2 separate regions of the Homo sapiens genome follow, and region 2 is linked to region 1. A link is an interaction called in ENCODE POLR2A ChIA-PET data of the cell type or tissue named here. Cell type or tissue: GM12878. All regions are shown on one strand. Region 1 overlaps AFF1 (ALF transcription elongation factor 1). Region 2 overlaps AFF1 (ALF transcription elongation factor 1).

Evidence for each region. Peaks named below come from ENCODE experiments on the same cell type or tissue, not always from the same donor. Only the 100,000 strongest peaks of a DNase experiment are listed, where the experiment ranks them.
Region 2: POLR2A ChIA-PET joins it to region 1 with 12 read pairs; 3 of 35 experiments call an interaction of 5 or more read pairs at or near these places.

The regions. Positions count from the first base shown.
Region 1 is chr4:87,070,070-87,078,069 of GRCh38, reverse strand. All of the region lies in intron 4 of AFF1 (ALF transcription elongation factor 1), which reads right to left. It overlaps LOC105377320 (a long non-coding RNA gene), which reads right to left. Exons shown (of 2, transcript XR_938956.2): 2 at 2,240-4,531. Among named protein-coding and RNA genes, the nearest start is that of AFF1, 140 kb to the right of the region's middle. RefSeq lists enhancers at 4,210-4,259, 4,280-4,469. In GM12878, no CTCF peak of the experiment used is centred here; DNase peaks (open chromatin) are centred at 4,079 and 4,609; H3K4me3 peaks cover 2,309 bases; H3K27ac peaks cover 3,184 bases.
Region 2 is chr4:86,958,374-86,966,373 of GRCh38, reverse strand. The region is part of intron 2 of AFF1 (ALF transcription elongation factor 1); the gene reads right to left. Among named protein-coding and RNA genes, the nearest start is that of AFF1, 27 kb to the right of the region's middle. RefSeq lists a silencer at 5,343-5,637 and enhancers at 5,810-6,481, 6,482-7,154, 7,864-8,000. In GM12878, no CTCF peak of the experiment used is centred here; DNase peaks (open chromatin) are centred at 937, 4,533 and 5,015; H3K4me3 peaks cover 1,920 bases; H3K27ac peaks cover 6,653 bases.

The DNA of each region.
Region 1 (8,000 bases):
TTAAGTGCTACAACCTTTAAGGACATTAATTTGGCAATAGTCAGCAAATTCTAATTACACAGACACTTCTCTAACCTTTAGCACTGCCTCCTACATGTACAAAAAAAATATGTACAAAGTTATTCACTTCAGCCTAGTTTGCAAATAGCAAGATACTGGAAACAATCTAAATGTGTATCTACAGGTAACTGACTATGAAAACTATGGTACATGCCACCTAGAAAGAAATAAATGCTACGCAACTACAACAAAGAATAAGGATGCTCTTTTTGCATTGATTTGGGGTAATCTCCAAGATACATTGTTTAGAAGAATAAATTTTTAAAAAAAGATGCATTATATGCCAGCATTTCTATAAATGAAGAAAGTATCAATGAGAAGAAAACATATATATGGAGTTGCTTACTATGCATAAAATACCACTGGGAATGATACACAAGAAAGTCCTAACATCAATTACTTCCAGAAAGGAAGGCTGGGGAATGGAGGCTGGGGGAAGGAATAGGGGGAAGATTTTCAATGTATATCCTTTTTTTAACCTTTTAAATTCTGACCTATTACCTATTCATTACTAAAAACACAAATATTAGATTGAAATAAATAGGGATCAAAAGCCTGTTCTCGAAGTACAGCTAAATTTTCTATTAGCCTTCCTCTATGTAACTTACCTTACTCTGAACACACACCTATGTTAAACTGTCCCCAGCTTACACCTTGGTGCTCTGGGCACACCCTACGTAATACACGCCACACTGAATTTTTGTAAAAAAAACAAAACAAAACAGATTTCCAGTCAGCCTTCCCTAATGGAACTCGAGTTGCCACAGGACTTGCTCTGAAGGCCTGGCCCAGTGTTCACTTGCTAAACTTCACGAACTTTCCAAACTAGACTAGAAAGTTATTGAAAGAGAAGTTTTTTATTCTCGCTCTCCTTTTTGTTAGTCATACTTACATAGTGAGAAGACACATTTGAAATGAACATAATCTTACAGGGTTGTTTTGAGGAAGAAATAAGACAATGCATGTTAAAACTAATTCCATACAAATAAATACATGCATTTATATGAAGACACCATAATCATCATTTCTAAGAGACAGATTAGAGGAGGAGACTAAAAGGCCTGGCTGAACAAGGTTTGTCATAAAATTGTGTTCTATAGACACAGAGTAAATTACATAAATAGCTAAGCCTGTTCCAAGAACATGCTCATACTGCCTGGGTGTGCCTACTTCAGCTGGAAAACGTTCAAAGGGACCAGCAGTAATTCTACTTTCAGAAGCATCATGCCCTATGGGCAACTACCCATCTATCTGTATACCCAGAATTTTAGGATAAACATTTTTTTAAATCACTGGACAGATATATGAGCACAGTTATAGTCCAAATTAAAACAAGGAAAACAACAACAAAAAACAGCCATGCTAAAGATTAATATGGATGGAGGGGTGATGGATTACAAAACAAGGAATAAGGTGCTCTGAACAGCTTTCCTAAAAATAAAGTATTATTACATTAAGTTGCAAAACCAACTTTAACTGTTAAATCCTCCCTTAAGAATTATTAGCTACACTTCATCTAATCCCAGATATCTTTAAATAATGGAAAGGTTTTGGATATTCCTTAAAAGTGATAAGCTCTAATATGTAGCAAAAAATTACTTTCATGTTCCCTGACTCTTTTTAACGTCAAACTGCCTGCCACATGTGAAGACTAACACAAATGAGGCTAACTGCAGAATCTCCCTAACTGCAGAATCTCTATAGTTCTCTAAACAGATTTTTCAGGGAGAGGAGAAATAAGGTGGATAAAAAAGATTATTTTAAAATAATGAGGAATCTCTAGGTCACCTACAGTTATCTCCCAACAAAAATTTATTATGAAACGAACAAGGAATTCTACTCCTATTGGGGGAACCTAGAAGAAGGGGGTAGTGCATCACAACCACTGGCTGCCCTTTTCTGGAAGTCTTCCCTCCCTTGACTCTCCAATCACATTCAACTCTGGATTGTAACCCTTAGTGTTCTAATCTTTCTCCTCCAGACAGGCTTCCCACAAGCAGGAACTAGGGTTTAGTAATCTCTGCATTCCTCACAAGGCCTTAGCATAATTCTAGACTCATTTAATATTTATAAAATGAATACTCGATTTTGTCATGTCATGACATCTCAAACAAAATTCAGATACATAAGATAACCAAAAAGTAATTAGAGTTTTATGGTGAATTTCCAATCTCTTTCCTGGGAAGCAATATATGTCAGCTCATATTGGTAAAACTCCAGACAACTTCACAGAACAGTGATATTTTTAAGATGCAGAAGTCTTCAAATTTTAAAGAAGTATTATCTTGTGACTATAATCCATCAACCACTACCACCTAATCAGATGTTTTCACCTATAAGAGTAGTTGCCTAAATGCAGTTTGGGGACATAAATTTCTCAGAATGCAAAATTTCAGATATGACAGTAACATCAGAACGTCAGGTTGGGGAGGGTAGGTATATCAGGCAGCATGTTTGGGTAAAGAAAGGATGTACGTACGCTTCCTTGAGATAGAAGATGAAGAAATAATACTCCAGGATAAACACTGGAAGATCATGTTAGAGATGTGCTGGCACCCCAGTTCATTTAATAAATGAGAGCCTAATATATCGTGTAGATAGGAGATATATATATAACATATTGAATACGTGTGTATATATGTGTACATATAAGTGAATATATGCACACATATTTATATATTTGATTTTTTTAAATTTACCTTTAGGTAAATTGCTCTTTCATAAGCAAATGATATTACCTTATCTTTCATCAACTAAAGCAAAAACAAGCTAAAAAAACCCACTAAATCCTAAGACATCACTGAAACTTATAAAACCCAATGGGAAGAAGTATTTTAAAATAGCAGTTCTTTAAAGATTAATATGAATAATTAGAAAACTTATTGTTTCTTTCCAGTTGGTCATTTTGATTATACCAGTGAGGTAATCTGCATAATTGGCATCATAAAGATATTTTTCTAAAGCATATAAAATTTGTAGAGGCTCAATCTGCATTAACTGAGCTACTTAAAACATTCTGGAAATTTTGTTTTGATCTCTACAAAGAGGGCCTCTTTTAATTATGAAACCAAGGATTCCAGTTCTTAAGACCCGGCTTAAATAAAAATGAAAACAATGAGTGGTTGTTGTCCACATGTATAATTGTAAACACTCACTTGATAAGAATATGCAAATAATGAGAGAAGCAGTAACAATGCTGGATTCACTGATTTTGTTACCATTATATATCCTGAGATCACATACAATATAATTTTTGATGTTTGCAAGGTCCTGTATAGTCACATGAAACAGTACATATAAAAGGTACAATTCAGTGTTGATGTTTTATACGCAGAAATGTTTTCAGTACATATTATGACAATATGTCAACTAACAGTGCAAAAGTTAAAATAAGTAGGGTGTGCTGGGATAGGTTTAAACTCACTTAACAACAAAGTACCTGAATGAAAAACAAATGTAAAAAACTTACCACTGTTTGACAGTAAATGTCTAATCTCAGTTATTCACCAACTTCCTAACTATTGACTATGAACCATTACCATTCACCACGTAATAAGGGGAATCAGAATCCCCAATGGTCTAAGACTTTAAAACACTGTGCCTTTGATGAAAGACCACATGAGGCCCCATGAAGCCCATTGTGGGCACAGCAGCCATGAATGATTAAGTAAGAATGGTTAAAAGGCACTGATTTTTTTTTTTTTAAAGGCATCACAAAGAACAAGTCTAGACACTGGTTCCATTCCAGCAATAGTCAACTGACAAGTCCTTTCAAATGGCCTAAGCTATATGATCTATTTCCCCTTCTACAACCAATTCTGCTCACGAAAACCTCAGAGTGTTTTTCGGAAGAATTTAATTTTTTTTTTTTCAGTGGGACTATCAATTTGCAAAGCATGAGTAGTAGCTTTTCAGTTAAAACCTATTGCTGCAGGGAGGGTGTGAAACTGCAGCGTGGTGGTGTTCTGTCACATGCTTCCTGCCCTGCACCCACCCCATCCAGTCCTACACACACATGCACACACGCACGTGCACACACACACGAGCACTCTACTCTGTCTCTCAAATCGTATTAACGGATGGTTCTGAGTCAAAACACTATTAAATTACTTTGTCAACCATGACAGGATTTATGGATACATAAACCTGTATTTCTGCTCTCTGTCAAATGAAAGTGCAAACAATGTTCAGGAAGCATGTTTAATTCTATGTTGCAGAGAGTGCCTGCCTGGACATTTACTTTTTTCACAGCTGAGCATAAGCTAAGATTATAGAAGCACCAGAAAAAGGAAGAAGAAAAAAACAACTTTGTATCAGTTTCTGGATGAGGCCGAAAGAAACTGCAGTCATATGAGTCAGATAAACTATTTAATCCACGCTTTGTCTGAAAGGACATAAAGATTTTATCCTGGGCTTATTCCAGCAGTAATCTCAACAGCCTCTTCTGGAGTAGGTGTTGGTTTTCTGTCTCCTGGCATCGTTATTTAAAAACAAAACACAAAAAAAACGGGGGAAAAAAGGACAGAAAATTATTGAAGTGGTAGGCTAGAGGCATATATACTCTGAGGAAGCAATCTGAGCCCCAAACACCCTGGGGATTACTGACACTATAACAAACGCAAAAGAGAGAAGGCAAATAAAGACGACCTTGTCCTTGACATCTTAATTCTGAACAAGTAAATCCTCCGCCCCCGCTTTTTTTTTTTTTTTTTTTTTTTTTTTTTTTTTTGGCTTTAATGCTGGGTAATGAGCAATCAGGTTAATTACTAGGGTCTAGAAAAAGGGCTCAAGGTCATCCTGGGAATGTACAATTCATTTAATATCAGAACATCATGAACAGTTATACATCATTTATTTAAGCCTATCAAAAAGTGCCTAATTTAAGGAAGTATTTTGCTTTTCTATAACCTATCAATAAACAGATTTGGTCTTTTTTTTTTTTTAAGGCTTACTAATCCCACTGAATCTTAGATAGACTTAATTATCTTTTCCTGCGTTATCTCTGCATATAAATTTGGTCTAAAACTATACACAAACTACATCAGACTTCCAGCAAGACTCATCTGATACACTGATTTACTGATCTGGTGAAAGCGAAAATATATTTAATACAAAAGTTTGAAAATAAGACTCCATCATTCGACAAACGCCAGTATTTCTTTTTAAATAAACACAAGAGGCTGGGTACACTGGCTCACGCCTGTAATCCCAGCACCTTGGAAGACCGAGGGCAGGCAGATCACTTGAGGTCAGTAGTTTGTGACCAGCCTGGCCAACATGGTGAAATCCCATCTCTACTAAAAATACAAAAAAAATCAGCCAGGCGTGGTGGTGGGTGGTGCAAGCGTGTAATCCCAGCTACTGGGGAGGCTGAAGCAGGAGAATTGCTGAACCTAGGAGGCGGAGGCTGCCGTGAGCTGAGATCGTGCCACTGCACTCCAGCCTGAGAGACAGAGCAAAACTCCATCTCAAAAATATAAATATAAAAATAAATAATAAATAAATACAAGGGGCAGACTAGATATATAAAAGTTATTCTTGAATTTATTTTAAATAGGTATTTAATAAGTGCCAAGGAGAAAATCGTTTAAAAAATAAATGTCCTCTTAATGCCTTCTGAATTTAAATTTTTTTTTTTTTTTTTTTTGAGACGGAGTCTCGCTCTGTTGCCCAGGCTGGAGTGCAGTGGTGTGATCTTGGCTCACTGCAAGCTCCGCCTCCCGGGTTCACGCCATTCTCCTGCCTCAGACTCCTGAGTAGCTGGGACTACAGGCGCCCGCCACCAGGCCCAGCTAATTTTTTGTATTTTTAGTAGAGACGGGTCTTCACCGTGTTAGCCAGGATGGTCTAGATCTCCTGACTTCGTGATCCGCCCACCTCGGCCTCCCAAAGTGCTGGGATTACAGGCGTGAGCCACCACGCCCAGCCCTGAATTTAAAATCTTCTAAGCATTCATATTATTTTCTCTCCATCTCAATTTATTTCTCTCATCGTCTGCCTCTGACTTCACACACCGACACACACACACAACCAAGAAGTTTAAAAGATTCCCGTTGGCCTTTAATCCAGAGCTCCTGACCCGAAACTCCAATCTTTTCAGTGTTTTGAGGCACAATCTAACTTAACCACATCATAACCCCCAATATTCTTGCATTCACTATCTTTCCTGATTCTTCCCTTTCCCTCCATACTTTTCTATATAGAATACAGAACCTAAGTGACAGAGAAGAGATCATATGGAAAAAAGGCAACCGTTCTAATAGTAACAACAAAAGCAACTCCCTTTGGAAATTGCCTTTAGAAAATGGAGGGTCAACCAGCACAAGTAGATGATATCTAGGTTGTACATAAACCCAACTGTGGCCCTCCTGACTACTTCATCCACCTGGCACACAGCCCATGGGAGAACAATCCTGGAGCCACCGCACTGCTTTCCTGGCATCATAATCATGGTGACAGCTTGGGGGTGGGGAAGGAAGTGTATTATTAAAAAAAATTTAAAGGTCTTTCAACTTGAATTTCTTTAACTGGCATACAGCAATATCCTCCATAAAAATGAGCAGTGTTATTTCTACAGCCACAGCAACACTGTCTACCAGGCTGCGCTGGCATGAACACCACAGTAAACGAGCCTGAAAAGACTGAAGACAGGCCCCTGAGCAGATCAGTTTTATCTGTTTTATTATCTCTTCTAGGTAAATCTTTAAAAGCCATCTCAATGTCCAACAGTTGTTTCCTTAATAAATAATTTACCAAAAGCTTCTTGTGGAATAAAATACACCAGTTTTTTTTCCTACACTAACCTAGAACCCTGTATTTAAAAAAAAAAAAAAAAAGACTGGTAGGGAAATTAAAAGTCACTGGAAAACTACTACCTCCTAAGTCTGGTGGTAACAGGTCCTCCAATTCATTTTATAACATAGTTCTTACTAAAAACAGCCAAAAAGGTATAACTAGCCTACATTCAAATCAATCAAAGAAAAAATTGGGGGTTCTTCTTCCTTTCTCACTGCTTTTTCGCCAGTTTCTCAGTTGTCTTGGCGTTGACTTAAGCGGACTCACTATAGCTAACCTTAAACAATTCCTGTCTCCTGGGGAGTAAAAAGTGGAAACACTATCGTCCTCGCCTATTAGCTTTTCATCACATAAATTTACACCCCCTACAAATATAGACAGATCACAAACTATGCTGAATAAATTAATGAGAACCATAAAGCTAGAAGTACACTGAAATTTCTCTAGTACACCTGTCTGTATTGAAGGAAAATTATTTTGAAATTTTCCTAGACTGGTGAAAATTAATACTGTTTATATGTTAAAACTTGGGTAGAAGCACCCACCATCTTTTAAATTTGACTTAAATTGTAAGTTTCTTATGAGAAACAACAAATAACATCTTGGATGGAGTGTGCATGCACATGCATAAATGCATACGCACACATACATCATATTTAGGCTGAGAAGCTGCCAATATTTTCAGTTTTTAGCTTTACTTCAGGAAGATTTTTAAAAGCCATAAACATTTGCTAAGTGATCCAGAAATTCAAGTCCAGAGTTTGAAAGATGAAGAAAAGGCTGAGCATGGTGGCTCACGCCTGTAATCCCAGCATTTTGGGAGGCCGAGGCAGGTGGATCACAAGGTCAGGAGTTCGAGACCAGCCTGGTCAACATGGTGAAACCCAGTCTCTACTAAAAATACAAAAATTAGGTCTGGGTGCAGTGGCTCACGCCTCTACTCCCAGCACTTCGGGAGGCCGAGACAGGTGGATCACAAGGTCAGGAGATTGAGACTAGCCTCGCCAACATGGTGAAACCCCGTTTCTACTAAAAATACAAAAATTAGCGTGGTGTGGTGGCGCAGGCCTGTAATCCCAGCTACTCAGGAGGCTGACGCAGGACAATCACTTGAACCCGGGAGGCAGGGGTTGCAGTGAGCTGAG
Region 2 (8,000 bases), 110 kb after region 1:
AGACAAAAGGAAGTTTGGTGAGAAATTGAGAGGGCCTCATCAGAATCACAAGGCACAGGAGCCAGATTGTGTCTCAGAAATCAGAGAAGAGGAAGGATTGACAGCACCGCACACAAAATTCAATATATATCACTCTGCACACAGTAGGTGCTGAGCATTTACTGAAGTGCAAAATATACTGTAGTACCTCCATTTAGGGTGTGGGTATGTGTGTGGGTAAGATGCATATTTCTCAGATTATCAAGTCACTATCTCACTGTAGAAACTACCACCTTGCACGTATCCCAGAACTTAAAAAAAAAAAAAAAGGAAAGAAAAAAGAAACTAACTACCACCCTGGGGAAGAGGGGAGAATACAGCACACCAAAAACCACATTCATTCCCTGAATCAATGGATGACAGCTCTGAGTTCTCTTAAAAAGAAACTACTTTATTTCATACATATCATTACCCTCCAATTTTCTGAATTGGGAAGTTTAATGCATCTTGTCTTCATTAAGGAGAAACCTTGCTCAAGTGTGAAAAGGCATTAGTATGAGAAGGTCATGTGAGTGGGTGTGAGGGACAGGGGTGCAATGAATTCAGCAATGACAAGCACTGATGGGGGAGAAAGGCCTTGGGAGAAGGGAAGGCGTATGCAAATACCCATGGGCTGCAATCAGCAAATCCAAAGCCTCAACCAGCAGACTGACTGAGCCAAGTAACTCTTAAGGAGTCAAAAATGCCCATTAGCCTAATAATGATACTATCAATTATTTTTTTTCTGTGAGCCATCTTGGAGCAAATATCTTCAAAATACAGACAATACTCCTGGGTTTTTTGGCTACAATGCTTTCCTAGATATAGACTTAGAATGCAAAATGAAGAGGGGGAATTCCCTCTACAGGCTATACCCTTCACTTCCCTTTTGCTAATAGGTGGATAAGAGAAGAGGCTTAGCAAGTGTGTGTAGAAACTGAACATTAATCCAAACCAAACACCCTGGTTAAAACAGACAAAAACACTGCTGTGAGAAAACATTGACAAATTAGCCGAAAAGTGAAATACAGGTAACCTGTAGGCACCATTGGCTCTAAGGCTTGCCTGTGCAAGGAATTTGTTTTTAAAAGGTCAATGAAGACAAATAGGTAGCAGTAAATCACTGTTTACATAATTCTGAAGACTTTATATAGATGCCTTAAAATGTAGTTTTCAACAGTTGAGTCAACAATGCGTAATTGTCTTAACAGTTACAGACTTTCACAGCAACACTAAGTTAACCCATTAGTAACAGAGTAAGAACTTTGGGTTGTTTTTCTAAGAAAGGTCAAATAAATACCCATTATAACCACCCTCCACATCAGCACTCCTCCATCTCTCTATGACAGCAACAATAACTCCAATAGCGGCAAACTCAAATCACTTATTAATTGCTGGTTATTTGCAAAACACAGAGATAGTGCTGAAGGATTAAATAGGTCTTTGGTATAAAAGATGTTTACGACTCAGACGGATATATGAGATGGAGGAAAATAATTACTAAATGTTTTATTAGTCTGTGTCTAATCAGGAGAGAGAAACCATACAATAATGCAAACAGAAATTTAATATTTAAAAATAGTAAGCTATGATAGAGGAATAACGAGAAGGATGTATATAACAGCCGGGCGCAGTGGCTCAGGCCTGTAATCCCAGCACTTTGGGAGGCTGAGGCAGGTGGATCACCTGAGCTCGGGAGTTCGAGACCAGCCTGACCAACGTGGAGAAACCCTGTCTCTACTAAAAATACAAAATTAGCCGGGCATAGTGGCACATGCCTGTAACCCCAGCTACTCAGGAGCTGAGGCAGGAGAATTGCTTGAACCCAGGAGGTGGAGGTTGTGGTGAGCAGAGGTTGCACCATTGCACTCCAGCCTGGGCAACAAGAGTGAAACTCCATCTCAAAAAAAAAAAAAAAAAGATGTATAGAACAACCCAGGCGGCTGGGTGCGGTGGCTCACACCTGTAATCCCAGCACTTTGGGAGGCCAAGGCAGGCGGATCATGAGGTCAGGAGATTGAGCCCATCCTGGCCAACACCCCATCTCTACTAAAAATAAAAAAAATTAGCTGGATGTGGTGGTGCGCACCTGCAATCCCAGCTACTCGGGAGACTGAGGCAGGAGAATGGCTTGAACCTGGGAGGCAGAGATTGCAGTGAGCCAAGATCACACCATTGCACCCTAGCCTGGTGACGGGGCGAGACTCCATCTCAAAAAAAAAAAAAACCAAAAGAACAACCCAGGCATGGTGGTTCATGCCTGTAATCCCAGCACTTTGGGAGGCCGAGGCAGGAGGACTGCTTGAGGCCAGGAGTTCAGAACTAGCTTGGGCAACATGGTGAGATCCCAGGTCTACAAAAAAATTGTACTAAAAAAAAAAAAAAAAAAAAACCAGTCTAGTCATGGTGACTCACACCTGTAATCATAGCATTTGGGAGGCCAAGGTGGGAAGATCACTTGAGCCCAGGAGATTGAGGCTGTAGTGAACCGTGACTGTGCAATGCTGCACTCCAGCCTGGACAACAGAGTGAGACACTGTCTCAAAAAAAAAAAAGAAATGAAAAGAAAAGGTGGTATTTCAGCTGAACCTTAAAGGATGACTAAGATATCAATAGACTGAGGAGCTGGGAAAGGGAGAGAAAACTCATTCCAGGTTGAGAAAACAGTTTCATTATTAACCCTGAGATCATTGGCAAACCACTTAACCCCTTTAAACTTCAAATGGAACTATCTGCCTGACCTACCCTATAAGATCTTTATAAGGTTAAAATACAATACTGGACTAGGAATAAGCTTTTTAAAAAGTTTAAAGCATTGGATGAAAAAGAGTAGATGCACATAGTAACCTACACATAGTAACCTGAACGCAAGCGCTAATGTGAACTCCCTGTGGACTAATCTACCTCCATCCCAGTTCCTTCCCTCCCCCATGGTACCAGTTTTTCTTCCCATCCCCTCTCCCTAGTTCCTAGTTGACACTTTTGACATCAAAGGCTCTCCACAAAGTCTTTGATGAATGAATGAATATTGGATTAAGAACAGAGAACTTCCATTCAAGATCAAACTAACCTGAAGGAAATATATGATTTCTATTTACTTAACCTAAAAGGATAAAAAGTATTATTAAATGAATACCTAGTTTCTTTACACATAGTTATCTATGCTTTTTTTTTTTTTTTTTTTTTTTTGAGATGGGAGTCTCACTCTGTCACCCAGGCTGGAGTACAGTAGTGTGATCTTAGCTCACTGTAACCTCTGCCTCCCAGGTTCGAGCAATTCTCGTGCCTCAGCCTCTCAAGTAGCTGGGATTACAGGTGCATGCCAGCACGCCTGGCTAATTTTTGTATTTCCTGAAGAGATGATGTTTCACCATGTTGCCCAGGCTGGTCTCGAACTCCTGGCCTCAAGTGATCCACCCACCTCAGCCTCTCAAAGTGCTGAGTTTTACAGGCATAAGCCACCGTGCTTGGCCTATACTTATCTTCATGTGTATCCTAAACTATATCTTAAAGTAATATTTTAGTAGTAAATATGAAATGAGAATTTTATTGAGAAATTAATTCATAGTGTCACCTACCATTTCAAATTACCCAAACTCTTAATAATGTAAGTTCCAGAGTAACAAAAATCAGACTCATCATCACTTGAACCCACAGTTGGCAGGAACACGTGATTATACAGTTCACATACAGTGCCAGGCGCTGGTCCCAGACAATGCTTCAGAGTTGGGTCTCAGAGCATGGGAAGGCTGCTTTCCCTATATTGCCCAATGGAACCCAAACTTTTAAACCTCAGGTGTTCTATGAACATCATGAAGTTCAAATTCTCCACACCCTAAATGCTGAAATTATCAAAGGCAAGTCAACAGAAAGGGAAGAAAATTAATATTTATTAAATGTCTATTGAGTACCAAGCACTCCATGGGCTTTAAATAAATGTATATATTTAGTCATTATTATCCTTATTTTACAAATGAAAGAACTAGAGTTTGGAGAGGTTAAGAAAATTGCCCAGCATTACCTGTCTCATGGGGATACAATTCAAACCCAGATCTAACTGATTTCAAAGCAAACTCTCTCTTAATTAGGCTGCCTCTCCAGGTGAAAATTTAGTGGCAGGGTCCCAGTGAGCCTGTAAGAAGTGTTCTACTCACCAGAGTCACTACTCCAGGTTGAGGACATGAGACAGGAAAAAAAAAAAAAAAAAAAAGAAACAATAACTTTTCCAAATATCCTGCTATCTCAGCTCGTGCATACCCTTTGCTCTCAACTCCCTGGCTTTGTCCTTTACCAGCTATTGAGGAACACATTTTAAAAAACATATATTTTAGACAAATAAAATATAGTCTCCACTCTCATTTATTGAATACTCTGTCCTACTGGAAAATTAAACCTCCATTCTTAAAGGACAATTTCATATCTCGTTTACCAAGTGCTCTGCGGGGGACAGTAAGCCTCTGCCGGATGTAGAAAGATAATCTAAAACGAGAACTGCTACAACTTCTAACCGTTGAGAGGTTGATTTATTAACAGGGCAGCCACCTGACATCTGTGCAATGCTGTAACAGACCACAAAGTGCTCTGAGAGAGCACACATCATCTCACCACGGCGATGAAAAGGGCTCTGAAACGCAAACTGGGGAGATTCTAATTTAGGATGGGAACCACCTCCATTCCTTAATTTTTTTTTTTTTGGGTAACTAATCTTTTCATCTTTTTCCTGCCATATGACTCAGTAGTGACCCCTATTCCCATCACTCAGCCCCCCCTTCCCACACCCCCACTATGCCCCAGTGCAAAGAAATCAGCTTTGTTCCTTCACTGGAAAAGATGCACGTTTCTCTGACTACTGTAGCCATGCTGAAACTATCTCCCAGGAACAACTTTTTATCTCATTCATGTCAAAAAAGAAGAGTCAGCTAGAGGGGATCTGTGGCCCAAAACTCAGAGTTTTAAACCAGAGCTCAGAAAGTATATCCCTGCCACCAGCTTCTACAAAGACAAAAAGGGAACAGGGACTTGAGGGTTCGGTGATGGAAGGAAGCTAGCCACTGATGAGTATCTTCCTTTTCCCTTTTTCATCTGTAAAACATAACCTCATAGGGAGTTACGAGATTGAAAGCATGCCTATCAAATACTTAGCACAGGTCTCGTCTGGTCACTGCGCTTATTAAATATTTTCATGGGTATCTGTACTCATGAAGGCAGGGTTAACTGGTGGTGTCTCCCACATTCTCACCATTCTGATATCAAAGGGGAATGGAAGGCCTTCAATACTCTCATCTGTAGTTGGAAATATTTCATCTGGAGGATAGCTTGTCTCTGTCAACCATCCAGGGATGCTGTGCTCCTTGCCAGCTGTGACCTCTGCTCCTTTCTCAAGTCTTACAACTTGCTTGGAAGATAGGCTCAGAAGGTGATTACTAAACATGTGGAAAGTCAGTAAACACATTAGAATTCTTGGGTGCCCAGTGCCTTACCAGTTCCACTCAGGTTACAAAGGGCAGTCTCTGACCTCCAGTTGTTTAAAATCTGGTAGGGCTTGGACTGACTGCAACAGAGGAGCCAAGTGGAAAAACAGCAAGAGATAAGCTTGGTGGGGAGCTGACTACACAACGAGAGTTTACTGAAGGTAGGCCTTAACTGCAAGCTGAATTTAGGCAGCAATTTGCAATCTTAATCCCATAAAATGTTGTACTATTTTTAGTAGCATTGCTTTCAACACCATAAAGTATGCACATACTTTAGTTTTGGTTAAACGTTTTGATCATACTCAAAGCCTTGTAACTACACAAATATAAAGAAATACTATCTTTAAACTCTAAAACCACTGCCTTTGGACTTCTTTTACAAAGAGCTAAGAATTTACTTAAAAACGGACCTTTTTCTACACTGCACAGGAATAAAGGAGTTTTCCTCCTGATGTCGGGTGGGAAAAGGAGTAAAGGAGCCCTCAGTCTCCTGAGAGGAGCAGCACTCAGAAATTCTGCCCTGTTCCACTTTACTGTAACAACGCAGCGGAACCCACTGCACTTCAATTCTCAACACATGCAGGATACCTGCTGGGCCGTCCTAGGCACAGCATTTTTCCAGTAGTGTTTGAGATTCAGGGTAAATCCTGGGTAACAGCGGCAGCTCCCTTGTAACCTTAAAGAAAGATCTTTTCCAGTGTGAACAGTCAAAATTCAAACGAAGAGCAGCCCCATGCTCACCACTAGGAAACCCTGTTTTCCTTTAATTAAAAAAAAATGTAGAGGTCATCCCTCAGCTTTGTTTACAAGTAATGAGTCCAGCAGCCCCCATTTATCACCCCTGGAGATTCTTTTACACTTTGATGTGAAAAGAGTCAGGGCCCATTGTGATTTCAACTACTCCAACAGCAGTCCTTTCATTTGCAAACGAGGCCCTGGCCCCCAGTTAGAACCAACTGTCAGAAAAAAATTCATTGCCTTTCCTTCCAATTATTTATCAGAGACAGAGAAGAGAAGCTGGCTTTAAGACATCGCTCAAGAAAAGGTTCCCAGCACACCCCTAATGCATTCCTTACCTTCCCTGGTTCTTTCAGCCCAGAATGCCCCTTTCCCAAATTCCACAGCTCATGAAAGCCAACCTCTGCTTTCAAACCATCCCATCTGGAATGACTTTCTCCTTTCAGCTTTACACAAAACCCAAGTGGCCTAACGTTACTTATCGTTTAGGTGTCCCTCCCTTAGGGCAACTCTGCAATTTTCTGCAGAGCAAGGAAAGTACCAGCACTCTGACTTCCCTAACAGACACTCAACCATCCCAACAATGAGTTCAAAAGGCACCCATTTTTTCCCCCATCTCTACCAGTCTCTCACATTGGGAAAAAAAAAAAAAAAAGAGTATTAAGGAACTTTAAAAGGGAGTGAGGCTTTAAAGATTTATTCAACTATTTAAGAAGTGTGAAGTAGCAGACAAAAAGAGGAAGGGACCCAACACAATAAAGAGGTTTCTTTTTTTAATGTAAACTTTTAAAATTAAAAATAACACACATTTTTTAAAGTGTAGAGCTCACATATAAATTTTCACAAAATGATATACTCTTGTAACCAACACCCAGATCAAAACAGAATACCGGCACTCCTGGGCAATTTAACTATTTTAAGCAAAAAGAGTTATCTTGACTCTAACCAAGCTTTTAGTGCTAACTTCCATTCTTCAGGAAATACATGGGATAGGCTGACAGTTTCTCAATCTCAGCACTATTGACATTAGAAACCAGGAAATTATTTGTGGTGGGGGCTGTTCTGTGCATTGTAGATGTTTAATAACATCCCTGGCCTCTACTCACTAGATTGTGATGACTAAAAATCTCTCTAGACATTGTCAAATGTCCCCTGGAAGAGAGGGAGACAAAATTGTCCTCCGTTGAGAACTACTGCTATATCGAAACAAGTTAAACGCATTAATAGGAAACAAACAAATCCAAGAAGTAGGACATACATGCAACTGTTTCCTTAACTAGTAAATGCTCCCACCCCACAAGTAAATAGAGTAAATGCTGCTCTGGATTAAGACTCAAGAAACAAAACCTAATGCAATATGTGAACTTTGGTTTCCTTGGATCAAGATGAAGACAATTTTATTATTTATTATTTATTTTATTTTATTTTTTTGAGAGAGTCTTACTCTGTCTCCCAGGCTGGAGTGCAGTGGCACAATCTCGGCTCACTGCAACCTCTGCCTCCTGGGTTGAAGTGGTTCGCCTGCCTCAGCCTCCCGAGTAGCTGGGACTACAGGCACGTACCACCACACCCGGCTAATTTTTTATTTTCAGTAGAGACGGGGTTTCACCATGTAGGTCAGGCTGGTCTCGAACTCCTGACCCTCAGGTGATTTACCCACCGTGGCCTCCCAAAATGCTGGAATTACAGGCATGAGCCACCGCACCTGGCTAAAAACAATTTTAAAAGACATTTTAAAACAATCTAGAAAGTTTGGGGCCGGGCACGGTGACT